Linked DNA regions of Homo sapiens: regions 1 and 2 are each linked to region 3. Evidence: chromatin loops called from intact Hi-C (ENCODE). Cell type or tissue: PC-3. All regions are shown on one strand. Each heading gives the region's core, and the rest is flanking DNA. Links, peaks and the distances in the headings are about the cores only. Region 1 overlaps COL4A2 (collagen type IV alpha 2 chain). Region 2 holds the start of LOC124903212 (a long non-coding RNA gene). Region 3 overlaps COL4A2 (collagen type IV alpha 2 chain).

Region 1 (10,013 bases), core at 846-8,845, 58 kb after region 3:
CTCCTGAGACTGACGCATCCTGCTTGCCTTGGTGAGGCCAGGTTATTAAGCAGATAGATAATTCATTGTGTGCCTAGAAGACATATCCTAAAAGTTATCTTTCTTGCTGAGATATGGAACTAGACCTGTCTTCACTCAGTGATCGTTGATCTTTAGAATGGCCAGTGTGGTTCATCTTATTAAGGGGAAAACTTTAATTTTACTTATTACGTTGAATGTCACTATGTTCAGTTATTGATTATCCCACCAGCTTAGACTTGGGTGGTGAGTGTCTTATACACCTGAAAGCTAGGGTGGGGGTGGGGAGACTTGCTTATACCACCATGCCAGCTGTAGCATTCTGCTCATGGTCACCAGAGTGCATTGTCAGATGTTTCTTGGTTAGGACATCTGCATTCTACATGCAACAGGTGCCATCTCTGCCCTTGCTTGGGGTCAGAGTGCTTTAATCCAGATGCAGTATTGGTTGCATCTGTCATTATCGGCTCATCTGCAGCTGTCCTTCCTGTGTGGTGAGCCTACCCCTCACTCCTGCCTGGTCACTCTCCTGACCCTCCAGTTTACTTTCTGGCTCTGGAGGTGCACTGAGCAAGGGCACACACTCTCCCTGTATCCATCTCCATCCCAGGACCCCGCACATCCCTGCAGCTGCTCCTGGGTGTGCCCACCCCACCCCCACTGGGATTTGAGCTCCCCTCAACTAATGGGCTTTCCATGGGGAATCAGGAGGGTGGGAATTGTGATTCCGTTAAAATCATTTGACTCAGGAAAAGCTTTTCGAAATAATCCCCAAGGACCAACTCTTTACAGAAACTCCTCCCCCGCCTTCATATTTTTGGCTTTGACTATGGGGAAATTCATTATGTTGAGCTAACCTTGGTGAAACAATACTAAAAATAGAGATAATAGAAAAACATGTTAAAGAAGGTAAAATCATCTGAATACGTACTTTATAAAATTCAGCCTAATACTTAATGGCTTTATTCAGACCTAATTTGAACATATCACAAGTATATTTCAACAGAACTTTCTTCTTCACAGAACTTTTCTGGAAAAAAAAGTATACTGTCAAAATGTTTCTCTTATTAGCAATCAAAACCCAGTTTGGAAAAGTGAGTGGTTTGCTCTGAAAAACAACAAACAGGGCTTGTGGGAATTCAACAGAAGAATAACCCACGGCTTGTAAGAATATTAAAACCACGGTCACATTTTACACAGTTTTGGCAAAAGGAATAGCCCAGGCGTCTCGAATCGAGATGTAATGTGAAATGAAGAATTTCAACAGGGCTCATTAGGCTTTTGTTCTATCTGAGCAGAGTTTTCTGCTTTCTTGGCTAAAATAAGATGCATGCAGCTTTAATTGTATCTCCCTTTATTCAAGGTCTTCACTGGCAACCTTAAGTATCAAGGATTTGCTGCTCAAATCATTTGTAAATAAAACTCAGATGTAAGGAAATACAGACAAGGGAGGACAAAAGTTTTGTCCAAAAAAATAGATATGGAACAAATTCAGAGAATTGTAGATATAGGAAGGACCTGATACACTAGCAAGTCTCCTTTCCCAGTTGAGGAAACTGAGGCCCTCCATGGTCCAGAGGTGCGCCTGCGGCCTCATGAGACAGAACCAGGCCCTTTCCTCCGGGTCCCTCGCCTCAGGAGATTCTCTGAGATGGAGAAAGATTCTGGAATTACAGCCAAATCAGGAGGCCTTTTAAGATTGATTTAGGAAGAGCTAAGAGAAAATACTAAATGGAGTTGTTTCCAAGAAACAGAAATAATCAGTGAAATTTCTTTTACAAGGAAATAATTGAAGCAAATGCCCTCTGCATGAAAAGTCGCATTAAAACCCACCCCAGTGGGCACTTCCTGAATGCAGTATTCCCTGCAGACAGCATTTGAACGATACTTAGGAAGCAAACCCTTCGAACCACTGGGAAGAATGTTCCCAGTCTGACCTAGACAGTCCTTAGACAAGGAATTCGGTCCCGCGGTGTATTTCCTTCTCCACAATGTGATCATGGTGGAGAGCTCCACATTGGTGTCGGTGGACACAGTCATGAATGGAAGCTGCTTCATATGAGGCAGAGCCTCCGTGTCCCACCTCACGCACTCTCCGGCTCCTGTAAAGGGGAGATCATGGAGCCGGGGGCATTTGGGCCCCGTTTGTAGTCTTGCCTGGCCCTGACCCATCAGCACCTGCCTAGTTCCGCAGGCACGGAGAAGACTGCACCTTCTGCTCTTAGGTGGCTGCACCAGGGCTTCTTGAAAAGGGGCAGCTTCCTCTCAGGGACATCAGACAAAATCTGAAGGCACTTTTGGTTGTCATACTGTGGAGAGGGTGTTTCTGGCATCTGGTGGGGCACAGGGACGCTGCTACACATCCTATATGCACAGGACAGCCCCGTGAAGAAGAATTATCTGGTGCAGATTATCTGAAGTGCTGAAGGTGGGAGACCCTGGGCTAGAGCAGTGCTCAGCACCCTAAGCTAAGAGGCGAGTACGCGTGCAGGTGCACCCGAGGGAAAGCCTTGCCCTCAGAAAGCCCCTGCAAAATTCCTTGGCATGACCTTCCATCTTGCAGCTCATTTCTTTCATGTACTCAGCAAATACCTGAGTTCCTACTGTGTGTCAGGCTCTGTGTATACCTCAAATTGAGGAGCCAGGGGCGCCGGGCAGCAGTGGGGCTCACAGACTTTTGGCTGCAGCAGAAGCTGCAAGGCTCCTCCCTTCTCATGCACCCCCAAATCCAACTCTGGAGGTGCCGTGTCAGGCGGGTGCACAGACCATGGAGCTGGGGTGCTGGGGTCGGAGTACTCCCCATGGACCCCCATTCGGAAGTGCGGGCTGCTGGGCACATTAGTTAATCTCTTGGCACCACCGTGTTTTATCTCTAAAATGGCAGTGTTGATGAGCCCCCCACTCCCTAGGTGGCTATGCCTGTGCACCCCTAACACATGAGAGCCACGTTAGGATGGTGTCTGGGTCCCTTGTCATTATTTGGGAGGTGCAGCTGAGCTTCCTGGTAGAAGGACTTACTTAGCAACCCGCTCCGCCTTGGAAAGCTGACCCTCCTCCACCTGCCTCCTCTCCTCCACCTTCTCCAGCCCCTCTGTGTCACCAGGCAGCTCTCTCCCGTGTCCCAGTGAGCCCTCCGCAGGCCAGCCTTCCCTTGCAATGGCCTGTGTTGCCAGCTAGTCCTGTTCTGAGAGGATCTGCTCCACTCAAACCGTCCCCACACCTTCCATGTTTGAGCAAAGCATCTGTGGATTGCAGATGAAAAGAAACTTCACCAAAGAGCACATTAGTCATGGCCTCAACCCAGCTGGGAGTGATTTGCATTTGATAACAGCTTTTTAACCCCCAGGAGCCTCTTAAGAGGTGGGTCTTGAAGGAAGTCTTCTGAGAGGCTTTTCTTCTGAGGGGAGGGTCGAACAGAGAATTTTATTTAGACTTTTCTCCCACCAGCATGGACATGAGTTATCAGTATTGTTTATGATTTTATAGAGGAGATTTTCACAAGAGGAACTTTTCCTGTGCCTTTGCCTAATGCATAGTAACTATAAGTCACTTGTTTATACAGCTTTAATGTGTTAACTGTTAAAATTTAAATATTAATATTTTAAATAAGTCTCTATTTGTATACGTGCTGACTCATCGGATTCTCACACTCACTTAGAGATAAGATGGTTTTCTATGCACACACTCACATTAGAAGAATGTAGGGATTTTTTCCATCAATATTCGGGCAAGAGGGCACTAGGAGGCTCATCGAACACCCACAGGGCTCTACGTCACACCCACAAGCTCTATCTCACACCCACGGGCTCTATTTCACACCCATGAGCTCTATGTCACACCCACAAGCTCTATCTCACACCCACGTGCTCTATCTCATACCCACGTGCTCTGTCTCACACCCATGGGCTCTGTGTCACACCCACGGGCTCTATGTCACACCCATGGGCTCTAACTCACACCCACGTGCTCTATCTCACAACCACAGAGCTCTATCTCACACCCACGGGCTCTGTCTCACACCCACGAGCTCTATGTCACACCCACATGCTCTATCTCACAACCACAGGCTCTATCTCACACCCATGGGCTCTATCTCACACCCACGGGCTCTATGTCACACCCACAGGCTCTATGTCACAACCACAGGCTCTATCTCACACCCACGGGCTCTGTCTCACACCTACGGGCTCTGTCTCACACCCACGGGCTCTATCTCACACCCATGGGTCTCTATCTCACACCCACGGGCTCTATGTCACAACCAGAGGCTCTATCTCACACCCATGGGCTCTATCTCACATCCACGGGCTCTATCTCACATCCTCGGTCTCTATCTCATACCCACAGGTTCTATCTCACACCCATGGACTCTGTCTCACACCCATGGGCTCTATCTCACACCCACGGACTCTATCTCACGCCCACCGGCTCTATGTCACACCCACCGGCTCTATCTCACACCCACGGGGCTCTCACGCCCAGCACTCTGGCGTCCCCTTTCCTTGACATCCGCCTGCTCCTCTACCGTAGCCAGATTTCTTTAGGAAAAAAATGATTCTTTAAAAATCTAAAATACTGTAAATCCTATTGGGAAATAACAGTTATTAAACCTCTTCATCAGGAGCCACCAGATATCAACTTAGGCTGTGCATCTTTCTGCCAGGTGGGTCCTTATGACCCTATTAGTGACTGTCTCGCACAACTGGAGATACCAGTGAACACGTGATTGAACTCTCAGCCTCAAGGACAGGTCAGAAAAGGAGCCTCAGGTCAACAATGTGTTCTCGACCTGCTTGAATTTGCATCTGGGAATCCTCCTGTTAGTAGAAAGGTTGACCCTGGACGCAGTCTGGGATTGAATCTGCCTCACTCCTTTTTCACTCCCTTTCAGAAACAAATGAAAGGAAGTGTGTAAACCACACAGCCAAGCACCCAACGCATCATCATCTTCATATCATCGTTATTATTAGTCTAAAATGGTGGTGGTGATGATAACCCCACTCCCTAGGTCTCAGTACCCATACTGAGATTTTATGCTCTCCCTTTTTCTGCTGGATTTCATTTTTTCTCTAGAAGCTTGATGCTATGCCTTGATTATTACTTATTTCAATGGGACAAATTTGCACTAGAACTACAGTATTTGTTATCACTGAATTTTTCACGGTTGCCATATATATATCCAGCATCATTTGTGTCCTACTGCTGTTGAACAACTACTTTAAGATCAGAAAATAGAAGTAGTTTAGCCAGTCTAAAAGGATTTCCATTCATCGAATCATAAATAGAGAAAAAAACAATCCCTTCTATCCATTACTAAACCTCTCCATTCCAAATGTCTTCAAACAAAGCAATTATGGTGGACAAGTATTTGAGGACAGTTTTTTCTCATAAACAGCTGCATAGTGCTATAGCATCCTTGTTGATTAGCCAATTAGAATAAATTCTTTCCACAGCACATTTTAAAAGACTTAGGGGAAAAAACAAGACTTGCAAGACTTGAAGTTTTCATAGAACAATGTGCACCCGTCTTCCGCCCACTTCCCCAGAGAGAAATATATGAATCACATAGCAGTAAATGAGTAAAGTATCAAAACAGGTGCTGGAGACTAGGGAGCATGAATCATCTTCTTCCTTAGATACTTTGTAAATAAAACAGGATGTATTTATGGTAACTCTGTGCGTAAACTTCTATTTACAATGAATTATATAAAATAAATACAATGTCACACAAAGTAAATAAAATTGAAGAATCTATTAAATATCACTTTAACAATTATATTAAATTGTTTCCTTAAATTGATCCAATTTTGAAAGAGGAATTTGAATAGGAGAGATCAACAACAACAAAAATTCCTCCTGTATTCAAACTTTAAGGAACGCTAGCTATCTATTTTAATGAGTGAATAACTTATTTCCCAAACCACATTTTAAGAAAGTCAAAAATAGTTGCATCACATTTTTCCTATTGAAAATATACACTTTGAATAACAGAAAAATAATCCGCAGATAATTTTTTAAAGATTTTTACTCAGCTTAGTGGTAATAGATTTCTGTTTATATTAACCTTAAGAAAGAGTGTTCAGAATGGAGTTTGGCCATTTCATTATGAGTTATGGATATTATTGTATAAAACATGTACACAAAATTCCACTGATGATTTTATCTAATTTCAACCATAAGATTCTGACAGAGAATCAACTCAACTAGCTCTTTTAAGCATCACTTTTAATGTACCACATTTTTTAAGTGACTCTTGTTTATTTTTTTAATGTTTGCTCAAACTTATGGGGATAGTGCCATGTTCTGCGTATCCACGCTAGGATGTGGCCTTTTTGAGCCATGGAAGATGCTGTCAGAACAGGGTCCGGAAAAAACAAATAGGACACTCGTTATTTTCTTGTTGATTTGATTAGCCATATGTACCATTTACAATACTCTTGGGGGACAAAAGGAAGAGAGGGAAAAAACAATTGTATCTGAATATTGCAAGCTAATCTTTTATAAATTTTACCCTTTAAGGGTTGATGGATTCAGAAATTAATCAACTGTATTTTTATCTGATAAATGCTAATACTGTACTGCAGTGCAGTTGTGGTTTTGAGAGTTACATTCATAGGTTTATGTCAGATCAAGAATAGATTTTGTTGGGGGGTGATTTTTAGATTGTAGGAGGTTTTATACACATAATAAACCAAGATGCTAACAGGAGGATGCAATCAGTGGTTATTTTGTGTCAGCCCTTTTCTTTTTTTTTTTTTTTTTTTTTTTTTTTCTGAGACAGTCTCGCTCTGTCACCCAGGTTTGAGTGCAGTGGCACGATCTCAGCTCACTGCAACCTCTACCTCCCGGGTTCAAGCGATTCTCGTGCCTCAGCCTCCTGAGTAGCTGGGATTACAGGCGCATGCCACCACACCAAACTAATTATATTTTTAGTAGAGATGAGTTTCAGCCTGTTGGCTAGGCTGGTCTCGAACGCCTGGTCTCAAGCTATCTGACCACCTCGGCCTCCCGAAGTGTTGACATTACAGGCATGAGCCACTGCGCCTGGCTGTGTCAGCCCTTTTCAAGCTGCAGCAACACTCACACTGATGCACTTGGCCACTGAGAGGTGAGCCATTGGCAGATGATGTACAGAGGATGGAAGAAGGACTGCTGTGCAGGCGGTAAATGGCATCTGCCAGACTGCACAGATGAAGGTTCCTACCCTGTTCACTGCCGCATACAGGAAATATGATCAAAAGAGTGGTAGTGTGTTTAGACTTGTGGCTCACTCTGTGTGAGAAGGAAAATTAAATACCAAAGCCATCTATAAAGTAGCAAAATTGCCCTAAAAGCTGCAAATTAGGTCGTAATCATACATCAATGACAGAGAAGTACATGGAAGACCTGGAAGGATATTCTAGAAATAGCTACCATCTTGATGGTTCATCTCTTCTTAATTACTTAAGGGAATTTCGACACCTTATTAAAACAGAGGAAGTCCAAGGTGAACTCTAAAACCCTCCTTAAGTATCCAATTCTATGATTCGGTGTGAAGCATTATCACACTTGTCCCAAGGGAACTTAACCAGTAATTTCAACGCTTCAGTGGGGAGTCACACGTCAGATGGACTCTTGCGGGCCATGCTCTCAGGTAGTGGCTTGAGTCCCCCTGCTCCTCCAACAAGGCCACCGTCCAGCTATTAATATTACTCCCAATTCCCTGGACTTGCTATGTCCTCTGGCGTGTGGAGTGCCTGGCTGCCGCCTTCATTCTCTATCTGACTGTCTCCTGCTCATGCTCAAAGCCCACACCCAATGTCACCTTCTGGGGGACGCTGGTCCCAAACACCTGCCTTCCCAAGCCAAGTCACAGCTGAGCCCTGTGTCCTTAGCACCCTCCAAAGCCACTGTCTTCCCTCTCCATCCCCCAGTGGACTGCGAGCTTCTGGAGGATGCTCCTTCCCTGGCATAGAGCAGACATGTAGCAGCACTTAGTGAGGAAGGCTGAGGCAAGCTCTGTGGTCCAGTTTCCCTGCAAATAGGGGTTTAGAAGGAGCTGAGAAAAGAGGAGATGAGGGTACACTGTAGGGAAGAAGTGATATTCACAACTGACAGCAAGGAACAAAAAAGTTAAACAGAGGCCGGGCGCGGTGGCTCACGCCTGTAATCCTAGCACTTTGGGAGGCTGAGGCAGGCGGATCACGAGGTCAGGAGATCGAGACCGTCTTGGCTAACACGGTAAAACACTGTCTACTAAAAATAGAAAAAATTAGCCAGGCGCAGTGGCGGGTGCCTGTAGTCCCAGCCACTTGGGAGGCTGAGGCAGAAGAATGGCGTGAATCCGGGAGGTGGAGCTTGCAGTGAGCCAAGATCACACCACTGCACTCCAGCCTGGGCAACAGAGTGAGACTCCGTCTGAAAAAAAAAAAAAGTTAAACACAAAAACCACAGTATGAACTAAAAGGGCTTAGAAATCTGAGGCTGTTCCCATGAAGAAAATCCTCATCCTGGACTTCTGTGTCTGCTAAGGGAGGCACAGTGATTATGATAGTTGGAGGTTACAGTGTGTGGATAGACTGTGGTTACAGTGCCTGGATAGACCGTGGCTGCAGTGTGTGGATAGGCCGTGGTTACAGTGTGTGGATAGGCCGTGGTTACAGTGTGTGGATAGGCCGTGGTTACAGTGCGTGGATAGGCCGTGGTTGCAGTGTGTGGATAGACCGTGGCTGCAGTGTGTGGATAGGCCGTGGTTACAGTGTGTGGATAGGCCGTGGCTACAGTGTGTGGATAGGCCGTGGCTACAGTGTGTGGATAGACCGTGGCTGCAGTGTGTGGATAGGCCGTGGTTACAGTGTGTGGATAGGCCGTGGTTACAGTGTGTGGATAGGCCGTGGTTGCAGTGCGTGGATAGGCCGTGGTTGCAGTGCGTGGATAGGCCGTGGTTGCAGTGTGTGGATAGGCCGTGGTTACAGTGTGTGGATAGGCCGTGGTTACAGTGTGTGGATAGGCCGTGGTTGCAGCGTGTGGATGGGCCGTGGTTACAGCGTGTGGATAGGCCGTGGTTACAGCGTGTGGATGGGCCGTGGTTACAGCGTGTGGATGGGCCGTGGTCACAGCGTGTGGATGGGCCGTGGTCACAGCGTGTGGATGGGCCGTGGTCACAGCGTGTGGATGGGCCGTGGTTACAGTGTGTGGATAGACCGTGGTTACGTTTTGTGGATAAAGCATGGTTACAGTGTTTAGATAAACCATGGTTACAGCATGTGGATAGGCCATGGCTACAGCATATGGATAGACTGTGGTTGCAGTTATGGGTAGACCGTGGTTACATTGTGTGACTAGATTGTCGTTGCAGTTGCGGATACACTGGTTAAAGTGTGTAGAGTGTTGAGAAACGCTAAGTAGCTTTCAGCCTCCCTGACTGCACCGAGCAACCTTTGGTGTAAAAAATCCTCCAAGGTTTTCGGACACATGCTCAAGTTACAGAACAAAACAACTGCAGGATTCACTTTGTAAGAAGAGAGACTCAGGTGTGTTTCTTGTGTAAGCCACAGTGCTGGAAAAGTAGGATGGCTCCTGGGGATCACCAACCCCACTCCAATCTCAGCCATCATTTCTAGCCATGCAATTGGGTGTATCCCTTAGTATCTTTGATCCCTCCTTGTCTGTAAAAAATGGAAATGAAAATACTCATAGGTTTTATGTGGAGTTTATAAGGCAACTAGTGCACCATATGGAGTGGAGAAGTGCTATTGCTATTATAATTGTGTAATAGTATGTAATACATTGATATGTAATATATTAATATGCAATTATAATAATAATAGCATTGTTATTATTTCTCCACTTTGGCCCACAAACCTGAATTCAGCCACTTCTATGTAGAGAGTACTCAGATAAAAAAGAAAAGTGAGATGCTTACGCTCTAGAAGACCATGATGTGGGACAGAGACGGAAGCATGGGATCTTCTACTGATTGTGAAAGGACGTGCGAAACCCAGGCTGCTGGCCAT
Region 2 (10,013 bases), core at 459-8,458, 76 kb before region 3:
TTTTTTGTGTTTTTAGTAGAGATGGGGTTTCATCATGTTGACCAGGCTGGTCTCGAACTCCTGACCTCATGTGATCCACCCGCCTCAGCCTCCCAAAGTGCTGGGATTATAGGCATGAGACACTGTGCCCAGCCTGTAGTTCACTTCTAACATAAAAATTAACTTTTAAAATGGAAGGAAATGAATCCAAGCCTGTGATAAAAGCTGGAAAGGAAGCAAGCTACCACGTGTTCAAACGCTTACCAGGTGCCACGCACAGTCAGCGATCATCTTATTTAATGATCATAACAAGCATTTCAAGATAGGTAGTGCCATCCCCATTTACAGATGTGGAAACTGAATTAGAAGATTTATTATAACACGCTAGGACAAAGTTGAAATTAGAACCCAACTTCAATTTCCATTATGTAAAATTGTCATCACATGAAAAGATAGAAATACGTCGGTACATACACGCACTTGCAATTTCCTTAGAAGAATCCCAATTTTAAACCATGACAGACACAGGTATTGTGGACAGAATGTAAAGAGGTATGAGATGAATAATCGGGTTAATAAGCTTTATTAGAGGCTCTGCTTTAAGTCTGATATAAAATGTTTACTTATATTCTACTTCAGGTGATTATCATTTCCTGAAAATAAAATCATGCCACTAATAGTATTGTGATCATGCAAAGTGTATATTTTTAACAACATATTCCAGCCTCAGCTGCATTGCCATGGAGACGCCTGCATAAAACAATCACATCTGGAGATATTTATTTTGTAAAGCTAAATCTGAACAAGTGCCTCCAAGACAGTAAGCTGTTCTCAATTTTATATTTTGGAAATGGGGACAGCTGACAACAGTCCAAAAAAACTCCAGAGATGATAGGTCTGTGTTTTTCTCTGACTCACATTTTAGGCAATTTTCAGCCTACACTCTCATAACCTCCTAACATTTTAAATCAATCCATGTGCACAGATTTGCTTCATAATCTGGGTTTTGGTGACCACTCAGAGGCATCCAAAGAGATGAGGCCAAAATCTGTAACCTGTGCTCCAGGAGGTTCTTCCAAAATGGACAAATACCAGTACTGAGAGACCTCACCAGAGGTACCTAACTCAGCCAGTACTACCATGTGTCTAATCCCCAGGTGAGGGTCACCTGCTCCCTACCTGGCTCCTGCGAATTGCTGACTGCATGTCTCTATTGTCAGGCTTATCACGTTTCTCGTTGTTTACTTCTGTGTCTCCCCGGTACACCCTGAGTGCTTTGGAGGCAGCCTCACATACAGCTCACACCAGGCTCCCGTAGCATTGAGCCTGATGTGAGCTGTACTTCATCTAAGACGACACCAATTGTAAAACCCATACTAAGAAATCAAGAAGGGTACTAATTAAACAATGACACATTATCAATTGTTAGATCTATCCCAATTCCAGAGTTGTTAAAACATCAATAAATGCACATCTTAGAATTGATGAAATCAGTACCCAATTATGGTTGTATTCTTGGTGCTGTTACTGGTGTTACCCATCTAAGCAACCTTAAGTAACAACTGTAGATGGAAATCCAGTGGCACCGCGCACCTCAACCACAGTGCATTCGTGCACAACAGCACTGTGGGACAAAGCTCCAAACAGGGAACTCGGCAATGATTACCTGACTGCTCCAGATCACAGAGTAGCCAGGGAAGAGCCGGGGACTCTGGGGAGTGCGCTGGCATCTGGCACCTGACACCTGGAGCCGTCCAGACCAGCTATTCCATCACCAGGTCATCTCCAAGTCCCTGGAGTTTCGGGGCAGCCTCTTTGCTGGGATTATGCCACTGCCCACAACCTGTTTGCGTTTGAGCCAAGTTTGGAAACACATCTCTGTTCTTTAAACTCTGCAGTGTTTCATCCCCCTCCTACAGATACCAAAAGGAAAACCCACCAGGCTAAGTCTCATGTATCTGCAGAGTCCATTTAGGAAATGTCCAGCAGTCATCTGGGCTTAGCTGGCAGAAACTCAACACCAGCCTGAAGTAGTGTGGATTTTCGACTTGTGAGTCAATTGCTGCTTTCTGGGAAAGAGCAGATTAAGCAGGGATTTAAGGGATTGAAGCTGAAAATGGCTATTTGGTGATCTGGAGTTTTCTGAAAGGTTGATAAAATCTCAGAAGCTTTATCTTTCTGCAATTTGAGGGAGGTTATAAAAATGAATTTCCTGGAACTGGGCCCTTAAGCCATCCGTGAATGCTTCCATTGCCTGGGACTGCAGATAAGAGGCTGCAAGGCTGTGACTGTGGACCCTCGGGTCAAGACGCTTCTTGTGCTTTTGGTACAGAAACACCCCCAGCCGGTGCCGGTGACAGGCGGGTGGGTAGTTTTACCCTGGGGACCACTTCAGGTACTAAGGAACACTGGGGAAAATCAGAGATGAGACAGGACTGACCCCCGACCCCGGCCTTCCCCCACCACCTTACGCTTTTTCATAAGCAAGTAATTTTTTTTAATCCTGGACCAAAAACATGCATGGCTTTATGTGTGTAGGGAATTTGATTATCAATTCTAAAAAATTGATCATTCCAAAAATATCTAAATTAGGGTTAGCTTTTCAGAACAAAAGATGTCTAAGATCATGATTTTTGTGTCACATTCTGGGTGGCCTAGCATTTTATGTAAATGGTTTTGTTAAAAAAAAAAAACAAAAAAGCTAGCCTTTAGAATGACAAGAATGACAAACAAATATCCTAAGATGTATGTTTACTTTGTTAAATAAAATCTATTTTAAAATATCACTATTCTGGTCCTTTCTGTCATATAAGGGCCCGTGCTGGGTTTCACCCTGGCATATGAAGGTATTTTAGCTGCAGTTCAATGGTTCACTGCTAAAAAGAAAAAAAAAATACAAAGGATGACCTGAGTACCCCCTTCACTCAGGTGTAATGTATAAGCTTCAAATGGTGAATTAAAATAAAAGTCAGGTAATGCAAGTCTTAATTCACTGTTGTAAATTACTGTGTTTAAAAGGGGTACATAAATAATGCAGGTTACCCAGGTTCACAATTTCATTGGTGACCTGACATGTGAAAAGCTATGTCACCATTTCATCATTTCCTGAGGAAATACACCTTGCATCTGGACTCCCAGAAAAATCTAAAGCTATATGCAGACTGGTGGACTCCACCGGCTCCCTGCTGGCTGCATATCTGAGGGCCTTTATGAGGGCTCTGCATTCTCCCGGTGTCTGGATGACCCTACAGATAAGCTCCCATACCATCTGTTTCAGATTCTAGAATGGGAAGAACTGGTACATTCTGTGCGGTACTCATCCTCTTCCTGGTTTTCCCCTCATTGGTGTTCTAGGGTCAATGAGTTCCAAGTTCCTGGAGCAATGCCTGTGTTGTGCTCCTGTGAGGCACACACTTAACCCGAGTGGTCATGAGGATGAAAGTGGGTCACGAAGGCAGTCTCCACTTGGAAGACGGGGAATATGGCTGGGAGTTCTCAAAGGAAAGAAAGGCGGGGGTCTCGGTCTCTCTTATAAAAGCAGACCAGCCATGGACAACAGCAACACAGGTACCCCAGACCAATGTGGAAAAAGAGGACCCTAGAAAGCTCTTGGGGTTGGGGGTGAATTTATTATTTATACTCCTAAAACTGTAGACAAACTTAATGAAAACCAAGTCAGTTTTGAAAGTCCTTTTAGCCTCTTCCCCATAGACCATGTGGCCTACAGAGTATAATAAGTTGTCTCCAAATGGAAGCCAAACTGACTTAACTGTGTTTGAAACAGAAAAGAAAATAATAATAATAGTCCCCAGTGGACTCTGTCAGACACACACACGCACACATAACTTCAATAGCAGAGATCAGCTTTAAACGAAAACAAAAAATACAATATGAAAGGAATGCAAAAGGTACTACAAAGTAATCCCTAAACCAAATATCTTTTATATTCTCTAAAAGTCTCTTAAACTTTTCAGGATATGTTAAAATAATTAATACTGTGAAACTTTTCTTTCATGCTCCAATTAAGATATTCAGAGATCCACCATCAGTATTCACGTTATAAAGTATATTAAGTTCTTAAAATACACAAAGATTTTACAATACACAGTACGAGTGCCAAAGAAGAAAGGGGAGGAAGAGAAGTCAATGGTTTTAATAAGAAATAAAGCCTATTTCTGGTTTTCTCGCATCTACAGACCAAGAGGGCGCTCTTCTCAAGATTACAGTGAATTCCATTCCAGAGGATGCAAAAAGAGGAAAGCTCACTCATTCTGTTTACAGAATGCCTTTTTAACTGAACCGAAGAATACCAGCTGCTATGCTACTCGTGTGTGTGTGTGTGTGTGTGTGTGTGTGTGTGTGTGTGTGTGTGGCAGAGAGAGAGGGAGGGAGGGAGGGAGGGGAGAAGGGTGCAGTGTTATACAGTTTAACTGGGACATGTCTTCTGATGAAGGCATATTTGGAATGAGTTAAACAGGATGAGGTCCTCAATTTTCTGATTTTTTTTCCTGCTTTTGATGGAAGATAGACCTTTAACATCGCAGCTTTCACAATTTTTATGTGTTTCACATCCCACCAAATAGGGACATGTGGAGATCTGCCAAGTCTAAACAGCTTATCTTTCAAATTCTTTCTCGCATTCCCTATGCTGTGCAAAAATGTCAAAATACTTTCCTGGTGATACTGCCGTCGAGGGCTCTTCCTGGTTGCAGCACTTCCTCGGGGAGTCTTTTAAATAATTCCCTACCCAACTAAATAAGCGTATGGAGGCAAGAGACTGTATCTTAGGGCTACTTGGGCAGAATTAAGAGTACGCAGCAAGCGCGGGCCCCACACGCTCCCGGCGGGATTGCGAGCGGGACATTCCCAACCCTCTGGAAGGCGCTCAGCCGCCTCCGCTGTAGCTGGGCCCTGGCCCCTGGCCCCGGCTCCTTCCCCCAAATTCCACTCCCAGGGATAAGCCCCACGGCCACACGGCAGGGGCGCACTGGTACGTTGCTCCAACTGAGGCAAGTTGGACAAAACCCCATTGACCTTCATCACGTCCTGCTGGGGTCTCGCTCTGTGGCGCAGGCTGGAGTGCACTGGCGCGACGTCGGCTCACCGCAACCTCTGCCATCTGGATTCAAGCGATTCTCCTGCCTCAGCCTCCCGAGTGGCTGGGACTACAGGCACGGGCCACCACGCCAGGATAATTTTTTTGTATTTTTAGTAGAGATGGGATTTCGCCATGTTGGCCAGGCTGGTTCGAACTCCTGGCCTCAAGTGATCCACACGCCTCAGCCTCCCAAAACGCTGGGATTACAGGTGTGAGCCACCGCACCCGGCCTCAATTCTATTATTTTAAATTCCACTTCATTCACACACACAAAATGCTGGTGTGGTGAATAAAAGATAACCACACACAGATGCAGCAGGCACTCACACTTTTTTCGGATAGCGAAACCTCAAAGACTGCACGTGGAGAATGGACTTTCTAGCTTCTGTCCTGTTTGCCGCTGTGCTGCTTGTGTCACGCTTGTTTTAACCGCGGTGGCTGTGAGGCTCTGCAAAATGGCTCTCCCCAGCTCCATGGACCCCCAGGGCCCAAGAATGCCCTAAAAAAGAATCTTAAAACTTCTCCAGAGAGAGCACACTCTGTATGATCCCATCATATGAAATTCAAGAACGGAGGCATCTGTCTATGGGGAAAAGAAGTCAGAATTGTGATGACCTTCTGCGGGGGTGTGGCAAAGGTAGGGACAAGGGAGGTTTCTGGGGTGCAGGAAACATTCTTTGCTTGTTGCGGGCGGTGACTACACGGGTGTATACGTCGGTAAAAACTCATCGAGCTGTGCACTTGTGATGTTTGCACTTTGTTGTATTTCAATAAAATTCGAGAAAAAGGGACGTGCTTAAGCCTGTTCACAGCAGCACTATCCACAATCGCCCCAGCTGGAAACAGTTCAAGGGACTGAGAAACGATGGGGTATATTCACGGAAGGGAGTCCCCGGCCACACCAGGGCAGGCCAGCTACAGCACCCGCAGCAAGCTGAAGCAGGCACAAAAGAAGACAAACTGGGTGACTCCATTCCTGTAAAAGTCAAAGCCGAACAAGATGACGTTGGATCCTGGTTACTCGTGAGGGCTACTGACTAGAAGAGGACTCCAGGGACTTCGTGCCTTCTGGTAATGTTCTGGTCCGTAGTCTGGGTTCACTGCTATGTTCACTTTGGGGAAAATGCACTGAGCTGTACCCTTCGCCTTTGATATGTTTCTGTAAGTTGATAAACTTCAATAAAATTAGCTCCCCAAAAAAGTGTCCATGGCATTTAAAAATTACTTAAAAAACAGTAAAATATAGGCCAAATGTTGTAGTACAAATAATGATTTCTTAAAAGCTTACATTTGCATAACATTTTTCAACTTCCAAAAATATACTTAGTATTGTGGTTTTAAAGGTAAAATTAACTTCTCTCCCTTATTCTCACAGAACTCAAAATCATTGTGCTTTCATCTGCATTTGTTTTATTATCATCATCATTTGTTTTGACTAATGTAAGATAGATGTGATCCCAAAGATGTGAAAATAATTATTCATCATTAACTCCCCTGAAAGGACAACTTAGGTAAATAAAATAATATTTCTGTTCCATTTAATAATGGAAGACATAGAAACAAAACAGTCCCTACTACTGTTTAGAGTTACACAATATTTCTGCCCTAATTTGAAAACAACAAGAGTTGATACATTCTTGGCAAAAAAAAAAAAAAGCACAAAAAATGTGAGAAACAGTGAATTTCTAATATGTAACATGTCTCTCTCTGTGCTGTAGTATGACTAAGATTTGTACATGTGAGGTACATGCTCTATTCTGCTTCTCAATTAGAGACTGAGTTTGCAGGGCAGAAAGGCTCCCAAGAAACCACACGCCTTGAGGAAATGAGGGTGTTTTCTTGGCTTCTCTTAGGAACAACATGTGACTAAAGTTCTGGTCTCATTTTCCCTGTCATATAATTTTGTTGACTCATGTTTCACTTCTTTTCTTCCCTTTTTCCCACTAAACGGGGGTGGACATTAAATGTTCCTGCTTGGGGAATAGGATGGCCTGGAGGGAATGACCATGAAGACCGGCACTTCACCTCCAGGTCATTGGTCTTTGTCCAGCTGCAAGCAGATGTGAGTATGATTAGTTGCCATGGGTCAGTGGTTCCTTGGATGGCTGTGTGTGAAATGAGTTGGTGGGCTTCGTGTGTGTCTGCTGGGACCCATGGGTGGAAACACTGTTGGGAGGCATGACCTGGGGCGAGCCTTCCCGTGCTTGTGAGTCACTGGCCTGACGCACTAGCACAGTGGGGCAAGGCCAGTGCGTCCCCAGCATCCGGGTCCCACGGAGCCCCTCCCAAACCAAGTGTCAGCTCCAGGCAAATATGTAGACTTGAGAGACATTTCGTTCTCTCAATGAAACTCAAACTCCCTAATTCCAGAGAAGGAATCTCCCACCCATAGAGTTGTCACTCTTAGCTACTCTTCCCGGTTCCCCGGATTCTTTTCCCACCAGCCCTGCTCCCATCCTTTGTAACTTTCATCTTTAACCCCTTCATTCCACCAGTGCCTATTTTACAGGCACCCTTTGAAGAACAGCAAATTTTACCCAGACAGGCACGAAAAAAGACGTTGGACTATTTCTTCCAGCTTTGGAGAACTGTGCGGCTCCCGGCTGTGCTGAAGGGCAGGGAGTTCTCCCAGCTATTCCCGGTTTTCATCTTCCATGGCCTACTCCTTCCACACCCTGGTGCCACCCTGGCCTGCACCGGCCATGTGGGCTTCTGCCTTCACTTTCAACATCTGACTCCCAAGCCCAGCCCACGCAAGACAGCCCCAAGGCCCCATGCCCAAGACTAGGGTGAGTGGGTGGGGCAGGGGAAGCACCAGCAGGCCTGTGCCAGGCACTCCTTCACAGCTCCTGGCAGTGCCCAGTCATACTTATCTTTTTCTTAACAGGTGGTGAGATTCACTTCCCATCTACTGCACGCCTGCATGGGCCAGGCACCCCCCAGTGCTAAGAATACAGAGCTGAGTGTGTGAGCAAGCTGGATAAGGAAAGGTGAAATTACAATAAAACGTGGGCTGCAAGGGAGGTGAGCAGAGACTCACGGGCATGCCAGAGGGGGACTCGGGGACCCCCAAGGTAGGGCACACTTCAGCTGAGTTGCGAAAAGTCAGGGCTGTTCACCTAGGAAGAACCCAGGATGAGGGAAAGACGGCGAGAACAGGCTGCCAGACAGGCACAGGTGCAAGCCGGTACAGAATTAAGACAGCACATTCCTGAGGCAGACAGGAGTTTAACTTTTCAGATCTTGGCCGCACAGCCTGAGAGCATAAAGACCTTGAACCCACACCTGACTTACAGCAGAGGCACAGTCTTCTCCGCCTTAATTCTCCTTAGTCCCAGTAACACTGACTCTGATAAAGGAGTCTATAATTGCTGTCTGAAAAGTGATAGCACATTTACGGGAAGACTTACAGAAATTCCAACAACTGGGCATAAGTGTCTTCTTTATTAATTCCTAATCATAAATAAATTACTTTTTTTTGAGGTAGAGTCTCGCTCTGTTGCCCAGGCTGGAGTGCTGTGGCGCGATCTCAACTCACTGCAACCTCCCTCTCCCGGGTTCAGGCAATTCTCCTGTCTCAGCCTCCCAAGTAGCTGGGATTACAGGTGCCTGCCACCATGCCTGGCTGATTTTTCTATTTTTAGTAGAGACGTGGTTTCACCATGTTGGCCAGGCTGGTCTCGAACTCCTGACCTCAGGTGAACCACCCACCTCAGCCTCCCGAAGCACTGGGATTAGAGGTGTGAGCCACCACTCCCAGCCAAATAAATTACATTTTAATCTATTCCATCTACAATCTCCAAATTTATAATAACATTTAATTTTAAAGCATGTTTCTACACATAGTTATATGTGTATATGTATTATATATGTATAATTATACGTATATGTATTATATACATATAATTATATGTATTATATATACGTATAATTATACGTATATATGTATTATATATACGTATAATTATACGTATATATGTATTATATATACGTATAATTATACGTATATATGTATTATATACGTATAATTATACGTATATATGTATTATATATGTATAATTGTATATATTATATATACTTATATACAAAATGTATATATGTATATATACATATAATATGTATATATACATATAATTATATGTATATATGTATTATACATATAATTATAAGTATGTATGTATTATACATATAATTATATGTATGTATCATATAAACATATAATTATAAGTATGTATTACATATACAGATAACTATAAGTACGTATGTATTACATATACAGATAACTATAAGTACGTATGTATTACATATACAGATAACTATAAGTACGTATGTATTACATATACAGATAACTATAAGTACGTATGTATTACATATACAGATAACTATAAGTACGTATGTATTACATATACAGATAACTATAAGTACGTATGTATTACATATACAGATAACTATAAGTACGTATGTATTACATATACATATAACTATAAGTACGTATGTATTACATATACATATAACTATAAGTACGTATGTATTACATATACATATAACTATATGTACGTATGTATTATATATACATATAACTATATGTACGTATTATATATACATATAACTATATGTACGTATGTATTATATATACATATAACTATATGTATGTATGTATTATATATACATATAATTAGGTATATATACATATAATTAGGTATATATACATATAATTATATGTATTACATATACATATAATTATATGTATTACATATACATATAATTATATGTATTACATATACATATAATTATATGTATTACATATACATATAATTATATGTATTACATATACATATAATTATATGTATTACATATACATATAATTATATGTATTACATATACATATAATTATATGTATTACATATACATATAATTATATGTATTATATATACAT
Region 3 (10,013 bases), core at 1,196-9,195:
AGTACGATTGATTTTGTATGCAGTTGTACTCATCAGCAAGCACCTATAAGAGCCCCCACTCACCCTGCTCACAGGAAATGTCAGGACTCAGGCATGGGCCCCACAGAAATAGGGCCAGCTGGGGTCTTGGGTTCGAAACTGCTGTTGCTGCTGCCCAGCCAGGTGATGTTGGTGCGAGTATTCAACTCTTTACACTGTAGTTACATTTCTAAAACTGGGTTAAAATAGTTCTTACCTTATGCACGTGCCCAGAGGAGCAAGAAGAAATTGGCTGTAGAGAGTTTAGCAATCTTAGCATTGCGGTGCTTGATCAACACTAGTTCACATCTACCTGGCTTTAGGTTGTTGTTTTTTAGGTCTTCATCCTCAATACCTAAAGAACTTGAAGCCACAGAGAGTGAAGTTCAAGTTAACTAGAGTTATTGTTAACTCTAGTTAACAGTATGAAATAATGAAATATTCCATATTTCATTATGGGCAGGTTGGGGGTTGTGTCTGCAGGATTCTCGGTTCTGCAGGTGAAATTGTCCCTTTGCCCATTCTCACGTATTTCTTGGTCATCCTTGAAGGGCCTCTCCTGAGTGCAGTCATCTTAGCCTAGAGTTACCTTAGCCATGGTACTGGGACAGGAGGAAGTGGGTCAGCAGGACTGGTGGGTGCGGGGGCCTGTGGGGGGAGGTTTTAGTCTTCACGATTCTGGTGCCTGGAGTGCTGAGACCCTGGTGGCTCTGAGCAGATGGCCGCTGAGTGAGAACTGGTGGAGATGCGCCTTCCTGATGCCTTGAGACGGTTATTTCCATTTTCCTTAAGTTTAGGAAATGTCACCCAAAGGAAACATTTTAATATTAATTAAATTTCAGTCAAGGTGTAACTAACTTATTTCCAGAACAAATGGAAACACTTATAAACAAAGAACAATTTGTTCAAATAACCATGAGATGCAAGTATAATTTAGCAAAGCAAGAAAACTCAAGAGGCTTTGGTTTGGCAACATGACATAAAAATGCAGAACAGAATCTTAGGAGAGAGTTTCCTTCTTGAGAGAGCAGAAAGATTCCCTCCATACCATTTCCTAGCAGCGCAACTACTTCTCAGATTAGCATGGAAAGGCCTCCCAGACTAGCCCGTACCCTCCAACAGCCAGGTGAGTCAGGCCAAGACGTGGGTTCCCTGAGGAAGATTCCCGCTGGAAATTTCAGGGAAGAACCTCACCTCCTTCCCTTTCTTCCTTATTTGGTAGTTGTCCTAATTGTAACAAGCATCCAAGTTACAATTCAAGACCAAGTAGGGACCTGAGGTGATCTCCTGTCCTGTCTGAAATCCACCTTCCTTTCCTAGCTGTTCCCGCCAGATTTCAGCGCCCTCTTCCCTTCTCCTCCCAAGACAGTCTTAGCTCAGACAGGATTTCCTTAGTCTTAGTCATCAGCTCTTATTGTCCGGCCTCCTCCTTCCTGTTGTAAAACAAGGAATCTTAACAGCAAGTAGGCCAAAATTGTGTATCTTCAGTGATATGTCAATTTCCTGCCGGTAAGTGCAGACATCAGGTTTTGTGGTGGTTACCCACATCAAGGCGCCAGAGGTTGGAAAAGTCAACGCATTTCTAGTTAAGGCACACCGCACAGTGAGTTTTCAGCTGTCTGCCTTGGCTTTTGTGAATGTGTCTCTGTCCACCCGAAGGTTCTGGTTCTCGCATACTGGGCTCTCCTTTTGCCAGGCGCAGCCGCACAACCCAGGAACAGTCCTAACCCATTACATAAGGTGGCTAGGCGGGGCTGGCGGGTGGCACTGCCAGGTCACCTCCGGGCACTGGGTGACCCAGTCATTGGCCCCCTACGGCGACCCCCTGCCGCGTGGGTGCCACTGGCACCTCCCCTGGACTCCCAGTGCTGTGATTTCTGGGCGATTTCTCTGCTCTCCAACAAGAGTGATTTGTTATCTGCTTCTCACCTGATTGGAATTTAATGGTCTAGAAACAAATGAGTTATTTCACTCAGGAGGGGGAAGGAAGTCAGATTAGTCATGCTGGTGCTTGATTTTTTTTTAATCCAAGAATTCTTTACTTAAGAAGTAAAAGCAATTAAGAATAGTACTGAATCCTGCCTAGAAGTTCCAGAACAAGGAATGGGATGACACCGATAGATATTTCAAATAACTGGAAAGTTTAGTTCCCTCTGAACAAAGTCTAACTCTGAGGCCATCTGCTTCTTTTTATATCAAAACAGAGCAGCGTCTCAAAGAAAATAAGTGTATTTAAAAGGAAAGATCATAGGTAGATAGAATTCATCCGTTTTAAAAGTTGCCTTTTTCTCCTTTTTATAGCACCTTTCAAAAACATCTCTTCTTTCAACACTTCTAGCTCATCAGTGAGAGAGAACAAAAGGCTACAACTGTTGATTCAGGCAACATTTTTGCCTTCATGTTGATTTTTCTTCCTCATTGGGTTTAATTAACTAGAGTGTCTAAGAATAAACATAGAAAAAAGGCCTGTTTCATGGGCTTTTCTTAGTCTTTCACATTTAAAAAAATTACCTTAGATCTTTATTCTTTCTAAATATTTCATGTGTTTAAAAACTAGGTAACTTTCCTGTAATAAAAAATAAAATCTTGGCACATTATCAATATAGCACCTACCTTACAAACACAGTGTTGATAAACTAACCATCTGAAGATAATCTTACTAATGTCACATCAGGTCTCATATATGTGCGTATTTATATAGTGTGCATGTGTGTGTGTGTGTGTATGTGTCTGTGTGTATATATATATATATATACACACACACACACACATAGAGAGTGTACATATATATATACACATAATGCAAACCTGTGTCCATTTTTAATATTTTTTTCATTGTTTTAAATTGTGGTAAAATATATGTAACATAAAATTTACCATTGTACCCATGTTTAAATGACAGTTCAGTGGCATTAAACATATCACATTTTTGTGCAACTGTCACCATTGTCCGTCTCCAGAACTTGCTCATCATCCTAAACAGAAATTCCATGTGCATTAAATACCTCTGCATCCCATCCTTCCCCCACCCTCTGTTAATCTATTCTACTTTCTGTCACTTTGAGTGTGACTACTCTAGGGACCTCACAGAAGTGGAATCAGGCAGTGTTTGTCCTTTTGTGACTGGCTTACTTCGTTTAGTATAATGTCCTTGTATTAGTCCATGTTCATGCTACTGATAAAGACATAACCAAGACTGGGCAATTTACAAAAGAAAGAGGTTTAATCAACTTACATTTCCACGTGGCTGGAGAAACCTCACAATCATGGCAGAAGGCAAGGAGGAGCAAGTCACGTCTTACATGGATGGCAGCAGGCAAAGAGAGAATGTACCAGCAGGGGAAATGTCAGATGCTTATAAAACTAGATCTCAGGAGAACTCACTATCATGAGAACAGTATGGGGGAAACCATCCCCATAATTCAGTTAGCTCCACCTGGCCCCACCCTTGACATGTGGGGATGATTACAATTCAAGGTGAGATTTAGGTGGGGACACAGAGCCAAACCATATCAGTCCTGAAGATGCATCCATGTTGTAGTGAGTGGCAGAATTTCCTTCCTTTTTAAGCCCCAGTAACAGTGCTATGCTTTTTAAAGTTCTTATTTTTAAACTCAGTTTTGTTTCTTTGGTTGACAGGTTTCAAATGGTTAATGTCAGGTATTGCAAATCAGAGAGGTTTAGGAAATGGCGATGTGAGACCCAGCTCCAGATGAAGGAGCAGGGGGCAAGGAAGCCTGGGGCTGGCCTGCCTGCCTGTCTCTCGGAGGCGGCCTGCCCGTGCCTCTGTTCTTGATGTTTGTTTTGCTTTCTGGTAAACGTTCACCACTCTCCCGAAGGAGGTTGGCTTGGGCCGCACTGAGTTGGTTTCCTCTGGGACAGGCATGGGAAGCTGTCCAGGAGGGAACCGGGTGTCTGGGTGGGAAGCCAGTGAGCGAGGTCTGGGTTGCCCACACAGGTGCAGGCACCAGACCTAAAGCAGTTCTCCTGGAGCAGTTCCTGAAGCCCCAGAACTGCGTGAGATTCCTCAGGAGGAGGACAGGGGATGGACGCGTCAAGACAAGGGGAGAAGACATATGGGGAACCCCGGGAGGGGCTGTGAGAGGAGGCTGTGATCGGGTGCAGGCCTAGATCTTCCCCATGGCTTCACCAAACTGACGGTCACCAGCCTCCCCTCTTCCTGTGGTACTGGGGTCAGAAGATGGAGAGTGGAGACAGGGAGCCGATGTCCACCTCTGGTCACTGCCCTTCTTCCCTGCTAGACTTCAGGTTGCTAAGGGCTGGGAACTTGGTTTATTCATCACCAGGTCCTCCCACAGCACAGGACCTTCACATAGATGCTGGAGTAATTTTATTAAATCAGTGTGTTATTTAACTCTTCCACGGGGACCCTAAGATAGTTAAGGTTTCTCTGCAGGCGCAGCTGGCAGCATGATCAGAGGCTACTGAGGCCGCCCGAGTCAGGTCAGCTGGAGCGGGAGGGCGGATGCCCAGAGGAGGCTAACAAAGGGCGTGTTGCCATCTCCTTTTTACATTTTGAAGGCTTTGGCATGACCCCCAATACCAGCTGTTACAACCAACCCAGCCTGGGCACTGTTGCACAGTCTAGGAGGAGCAAGTAGACAAAGATAGGGATCCACTGATTCTATGAAAACTTGCAGCTGATTGAGGGGAGGTGTCAGTCCATGGGAAGTCCATACCACAGGGGTTGGGAGCTACATTCCCCAGAGTTCAAGGGCCTGTTGCTGCCCCACTGCCTTAGATTCCTATGACTGGACATCAGAGGCCCACTGGTGACTCTGGAATTTCTGTTGCACCCTCTGTGGTCAGGGAGCTCTAACCAGGTGATGCCCCGATGCCTGGGAGGAGGAGCGCATCCACAGGCAGTTCCTTGCCTGAGATGATGTCAGGCATCGGGATGAGGGCCCCCCCTGTGGAAGCTGGACAGCCGTCTTGCTGTTTGCTTTTATATTTTTTGAGTTAGTCATGCTAAATATAATGTCTCTGCAGCTGTAAAACCTGGAGCTGAAGAGAATGAGTGTCTGGGAAGCTGGGGGCCAGCCCACAGGCTCCTCTCCTAGACAGACAGAGCATGCAGGATGCCCAGTGCCAGCTTCCCCTACCTGCTACCTGCAGTATTGCATACAATAAGGGCAGGTGGAGTTGAAGTCAGAAAATTCCAAAGGAAAGGGGCTTCCTCCTCCACACCAAATCTAAGCACAGGCCCCAGGTGGCTCCCTGAGGACAGGGACCAAGCCATGGGCACGCTGCCCCCAGCGCCCAGCTGGGCATCTGCTGTAGCAGCTGGAGTCTAAGCCACACAATAGACAGAGCTGGTGGGAGGAAAGAGAGAGGGAAAGTCGAGATTCCTGGCCAGGACCGAAGCTAAGTAGTTTGGGGACTTTTTGTTCAGAATCACAACACAAATCATTATGCTGAGTGCGAAAGGCATGGCCCTCAAAAATGTGCACCTTGGGTCAACTGAAGGTTCCTCTCTCATTGGTTTCACTTGATTTGAATTACAGTCGAAAAAATTATTGGGTAGACAGACATTGGCTTATCTGCAAAGTCAAACTAATGCAAAATATGCTTCAACTGCAAGACAGAGTGCCAAACTATTTCAATTTAATAGCATGGTTTTTTTTTTTCTTGAGCTTCAATGCAAAGGGAAGCCAGGCATCTGGCCAGTGAGCAGTCTATGAGCTGAGCTGTGCTTTTCTTCAGGGCAGGCAGAGGTTGGCCAGTGGCCTTCTTGGCACTCCCAGAAACTCAGCTTCATGGGCGTCAAGGGTAAGAATGTGGAAGGTGGTCTGGTGGCCAAAATCACACAGTCCCTGGATGTGGTGGTCACCATCCACCAATGTCCACTGGTGGGCGATAACTGGACTCGCTCCTTCTTGACACCTGTCCTGCTGGGCTCTTGATATTGAGGCTACTGGAGGAAGGAGCTTGCCTGAGAAGGCACTTCCACAAGGAGAGGGATCTGAGTCCACAGGGGAGGGGAGGTCTCTTCGCCTGAATGCATGAGAAAGCATACTGGACATGAAGCCCCAGTCCTGGCTGGGGGTCAGAAGAGATGGGCCGGAGCAGCACTGCCCGAACGGATGCACGTTTGACTCAGCCGATTTGGATCAGGCAGGTCTGGGGCTCCTGGGACTCTGCATTCCTAATGCTCCCAGGTGATGGTGGTGCTGCTGCCCAGGGTGCCACAGTGAGCAGCAGGTCCTAGAAGACAGCCTCTGGAGGGCTCTTCTGGCCTCGGGATTGTTTCTGCCTTGAGTGGTTGCTTTCTAGCAATAGAAAAATGTGTAGGTGGGGCCTCCCGGCCCCTGGAATCTCCCGCCAATCTTTAAAACGTGGTGAGGACCACCCTACGCTTGCCTGCTGATTGATACAGCTTTAGGAATTGGGTGAGGGAAAGATAATTTTCATCTGTTGGTTCTTTGGAAGGGTTAAGGAATTTCTCATTTACAAAGCTCTTTATCTTTTGACGTGTGGGACTGAGCCTTCCAGGATCATGTCATGCCTGAGAGCACGTTCGACCCTTAGCATGGCAAAAGCAGCCTTCACATGCACAAGGAGGATGGGGAGAAGAGGCATCGTAACTGACTGTATGAAAACGTCTGCGTCCCCACAAAGATGGACTTTCTTACACCATCCACCTTAGCTCAGCCTTTTACCAAAGTTTAAGCCACATGTGTCCATAATAATAATCGGAAATCAACGCATTTTTAATAAGCATTTAGAACCAATGATCAGAAACAGAAAGTGACACTAATGCTTTGTGGAGAGTTTACCCGAAGATTTTTTTCTCTTTGAAATGAAGTCAAAAGCACATTCCTCCCCACCTGTTACCTCCCTAAGTTGTTAAAGGCAGCCCTGTTTCTCCTGGAGTGATACTTGATTCTCCCTGGTGATGGTCTGCCATGCATTGATGGGCTCTAGTTAAAACATCTCTCAGACAGAGTCCTTTGGAAAATTCCATGAAAGAAACCGCCTATTAGAGATAAAAGCAAAGGTTAAGTAACCAGATAGATCATAGAAGTGTCTCCCAGGGAAATCGTATTGGAAGATCAGTGGCTGAGGTAAAGGACGCTGGGCTTGAACACTTAACTAAGGCTGCCTGATCACTGGAGGCTTCCTCCTGGAGGCTTCTAATCCCCGTGTCGCTTCAGCCTTTCTGTCTTCTCAGATTGCTTACCCCGGTAGGTGCTGCCCTTCCCTTCGGGACACGGAAGCTACACTTTGCTTTGTGCATTGTCAAGGAGGAGAAACAGGCACTTCCTGCCTTATGAATGTGTCCTGTTCCTGAATTTCTTTTTTTTTTTTTTAGACGGAGTCTCACTCTGTCGCCCAGGCTGGAGTGCAGTGTTGAGATCTCAGCTCACTGAAACCTCCACCTCCTGGGTTCAAGCGATTCTCCTGCCTCAGCCTCCCAAGTAGCTGGGACTACAGGCGTGCGTCACCAGGCCGGGCTAATTTTTTGGTATTTTTAGTAGATACAGGGTTTCGCCACGTTGGCCAGGCTGGTCTTGAACTCCTGACCTCAAGTGATCCTCCCTCCTTGGCCTCCCAAAGTAGTGGGATTACGGGCATGAGCCACCAAGCCCAGCCCCGAATTTCATTTTAAGTCATTTGCTCAGAACCCAGATGGCACCTGCCCTTCGCCCAGGGGTGAGGAGCTTCCACCTCGGAGTTCAAATTCATCTCCATCAGTCCCTGTGGAACCTGGGAGGAGATCTGAATTTTTTTATTGGAAAATGCATCCCCTGTGAGATGAATTTATAATCCTCCCTCAGCAAGTTGCTGGTAGAATTAAATTCTACAGTGTACATAAGGTACTTAACCACAGTGTCTGGCATAGAATAAACACCCAAAAGGTGCAATTCCTGCACTTTCCTCTCTATCCTCGTGCACCTAAACCTCAGCCTCCTCTGTCTGTCTCCCTAGTGGCAGCTGCCAGCCTTCTGCTCCCCTGAGTCACGGCGTCTTGGCAAGTACTGCCCAAAGTGTTTCAATACAGAGATAGCTCTTCAGCCTCTCTTTCCCTTAGCACATTGCAGGCCCCAGGAATTGTGGAAACAGGCTGTTTGAGGACATCTGTCATTTGAGCTTTCACTCACCCCAGCATGCTGGGGCCCTTCTTGGGCCCTGCAGCCTTCAGGGCGAGGTCACACAGAGGGGACACGCTGGGCCCTTCCTGCTGCCCCGCGCCTGTCTGGCTGCCTCATCAGTGACTCCTGGTCTGCTGGGAGGTGCCCAGTGGAACCCCCTACATCCCATCCGATTCCTAATCTATTTCCTGGTGGTCAACCTGGCCCTCTGCTCGGCCACCTGTGGACAGCACTGCCTTCCCTTGAGTGTGGGTTGGTTCCCAACATCAGAGCAGTTCACACAGTCTCAGATGGCAGTCACCCGCCCGCTCAAGAGCGTGACCACTTTGTGACCTGATCAAAGATAGACAATAAGCTTGGCTTCGTGATAAGCCTGTTTAATGTATCCCCTCCTCTTATTCCCAGAAGTTTTAAGAAATATTCAATTAGCGACTCAGAGTCACAACCCAGATACCTCTGCCTGTCTCCAGCAGACACCGCTCCCACCCCAGCCCTGTGGTTGCTAACCTGGGCTAGCCTGTCCCCAGCACACACACACCCCTCCTGCTCCAACTCTAAGGTGCTAACCCAGGCTGGCCTGTCCCCAGCACACACACTCTTACATCTGCTCCCTCCCTGGTTTATGATTCCCAGGGGGCCCCCACCCATGGAATTTGGGCGTCCCCAGTTACTCTGGTTGGGTTGTTTACCCCTCCACTGGCTTGCTTCCTGCCCTTCCCGGGGGGTCCTCACCAACCCCCAAGAGCTCAGCACACACAATCACCCACTCCGGGTATTTCAGACAAACTTCTCCTCGCGTCACAGACCACATTTGATTCCATCCAAAACACAATCTGTGATATCACCTCCACCACCCAACCAGCCGTCCCAGCAGGTCAGTCTCAGAAATATAACTCTGCATTTTACATTTGACTCTTGTCATCAAAAGACAAGCAATTGAATGTGCTTTAGAGTGATTCTCTTAAATAGTCCCAGATGGTTTTTAAGTGTGTGTCTTTCTATAGTGAAGAGATTGGGGGTGGGGTGTTGGGTTGGAAAACAAAGAAATTCAGCTTGAAGTAGTCAGCTTGTGTTGTTTTAGGAGAGGAATTCATTCTGTGGGTGTCAGTGAAGCATTAAAATCCCCCCAACAGCTCCAGAGAAATAGTTCCCTGCTGTGGCCCACACCCCAGCTAATTCTGTTTTCGTCATTAGTTAAGGCAGTTGTCCTGGGTGAAGTCTTAGCACTTGTCCATCATCTTTTAAAACTTAACGCTTGAAGCAAAGTTGTGACTGTAAACAGCTTTGCAACTCTTCGGTCACACACACAAAATGATTCATTTCTCATAGTCTTAGTAAAGTCTAAATAAGTTTTTATCATATTTTCCTAAAATCTTTTTTATGAAAGGTTTTTTAAATGATGAAGTGATGTATAGAACTGTTAACTCAAAATCATACACCACAAACCTCATCAACCTAGACTAATCACTCTGACTTTGCAGTAAACTGTAGGCAAGAAGGAGTCTTCAGTTAAATTAATAGTCTGGAAAAGTTGATCAGGAATATAATCTGTTTAAGAAAAAAATCTTCTTAAGGAACTTCTGGGACACTTACTTGTGGGCAAAAATCAAACGTTCTTGATAAATATTACGAATTTGTTTAATTCGTCCTGAAGAGCCTCTGTCGGAGGACCATGAGTTCCTTGCTCAGTTGTTGGATTGTTTAAAAATCAGTTAAACATTGTTTCTGTTTTCAAAATTTTCCAATTCAGATATTTTTTCTGTTCCACCATTAAATAAAATTAGGAATATTTTCCACTCTGGCTTGGCATGGGAGAAGAGACAACCCCTGGCAGGCAAGTTCACTGCTATCTGAAGCAAATGCGGTGCAAGCTGAGATTTG

The links. Hi-C counts contacts between places; a loop is a spot of excess contacts. Peaks named below come from ENCODE experiments on the same cell type or tissue, not always from the same donor. Only the 100,000 strongest peaks of a DNase experiment are listed, where the experiment ranks them.
Region 1: a loop joins it to region 3, with 7 times the contacts of the local background. A loop is called at or near these places in 4 of 110 quality-filtered maps.
Region 2: a loop joins it to region 3, with 4 times the contacts of the local background. A loop is called at or near these places in 3 of 110 quality-filtered maps.

Annotation. Positions count from the first base shown.
Region 1 is chr13:110,376,844-110,386,856 of GRCh38, forward strand. All of the region lies in intron 4 of COL4A2 (collagen type IV alpha 2 chain), which reads left to right. Among named protein-coding and RNA genes, the nearest start is that of MIR8073, 41 kb to the left of the region's middle. RefSeq lists an enhancer at 2,615-3,565. In PC-3, for the core only: no CTCF peak of the experiment used is centred there; DNase peaks (open chromatin) are centred at 3,708 and 5,588; H3K27ac peaks cover 5,730 bases.
Region 2 is chr13:110,243,485-110,253,497 of GRCh38, forward strand. The region is part of intron 1 of COL4A1 (collagen type IV alpha 1 chain); the gene reads right to left. LOC124903212 (a long non-coding RNA gene) reads left to right here and starts at 6,958. Exons shown (of 3, transcript XR_007063872.1): 1 at 6,958-7,139; 2 at 7,965-8,101. In PC-3, for the core only: a CTCF peak has its summit at 4,173; a DNase peak (open chromatin) is centred at 4,217.
Region 3 is chr13:110,318,454-110,328,466 of GRCh38, forward strand. All of the region lies in intron 3 of COL4A2 (collagen type IV alpha 2 chain), which reads left to right. Among named protein-coding and RNA genes, the nearest start is that of COL4A2, 16 kb to the left of the region's middle. RefSeq lists enhancers at 1,191-2,390, 1,257-1,788, 1,789-2,318, 8,565-9,333. In PC-3, for the core only: a CTCF peak has its summit at 5,154; DNase peaks (open chromatin) are centred at 1,478, 1,968 and 5,038; H3K4me3 peaks cover 1,085 bases; H3K27ac peaks cover 1,865 bases.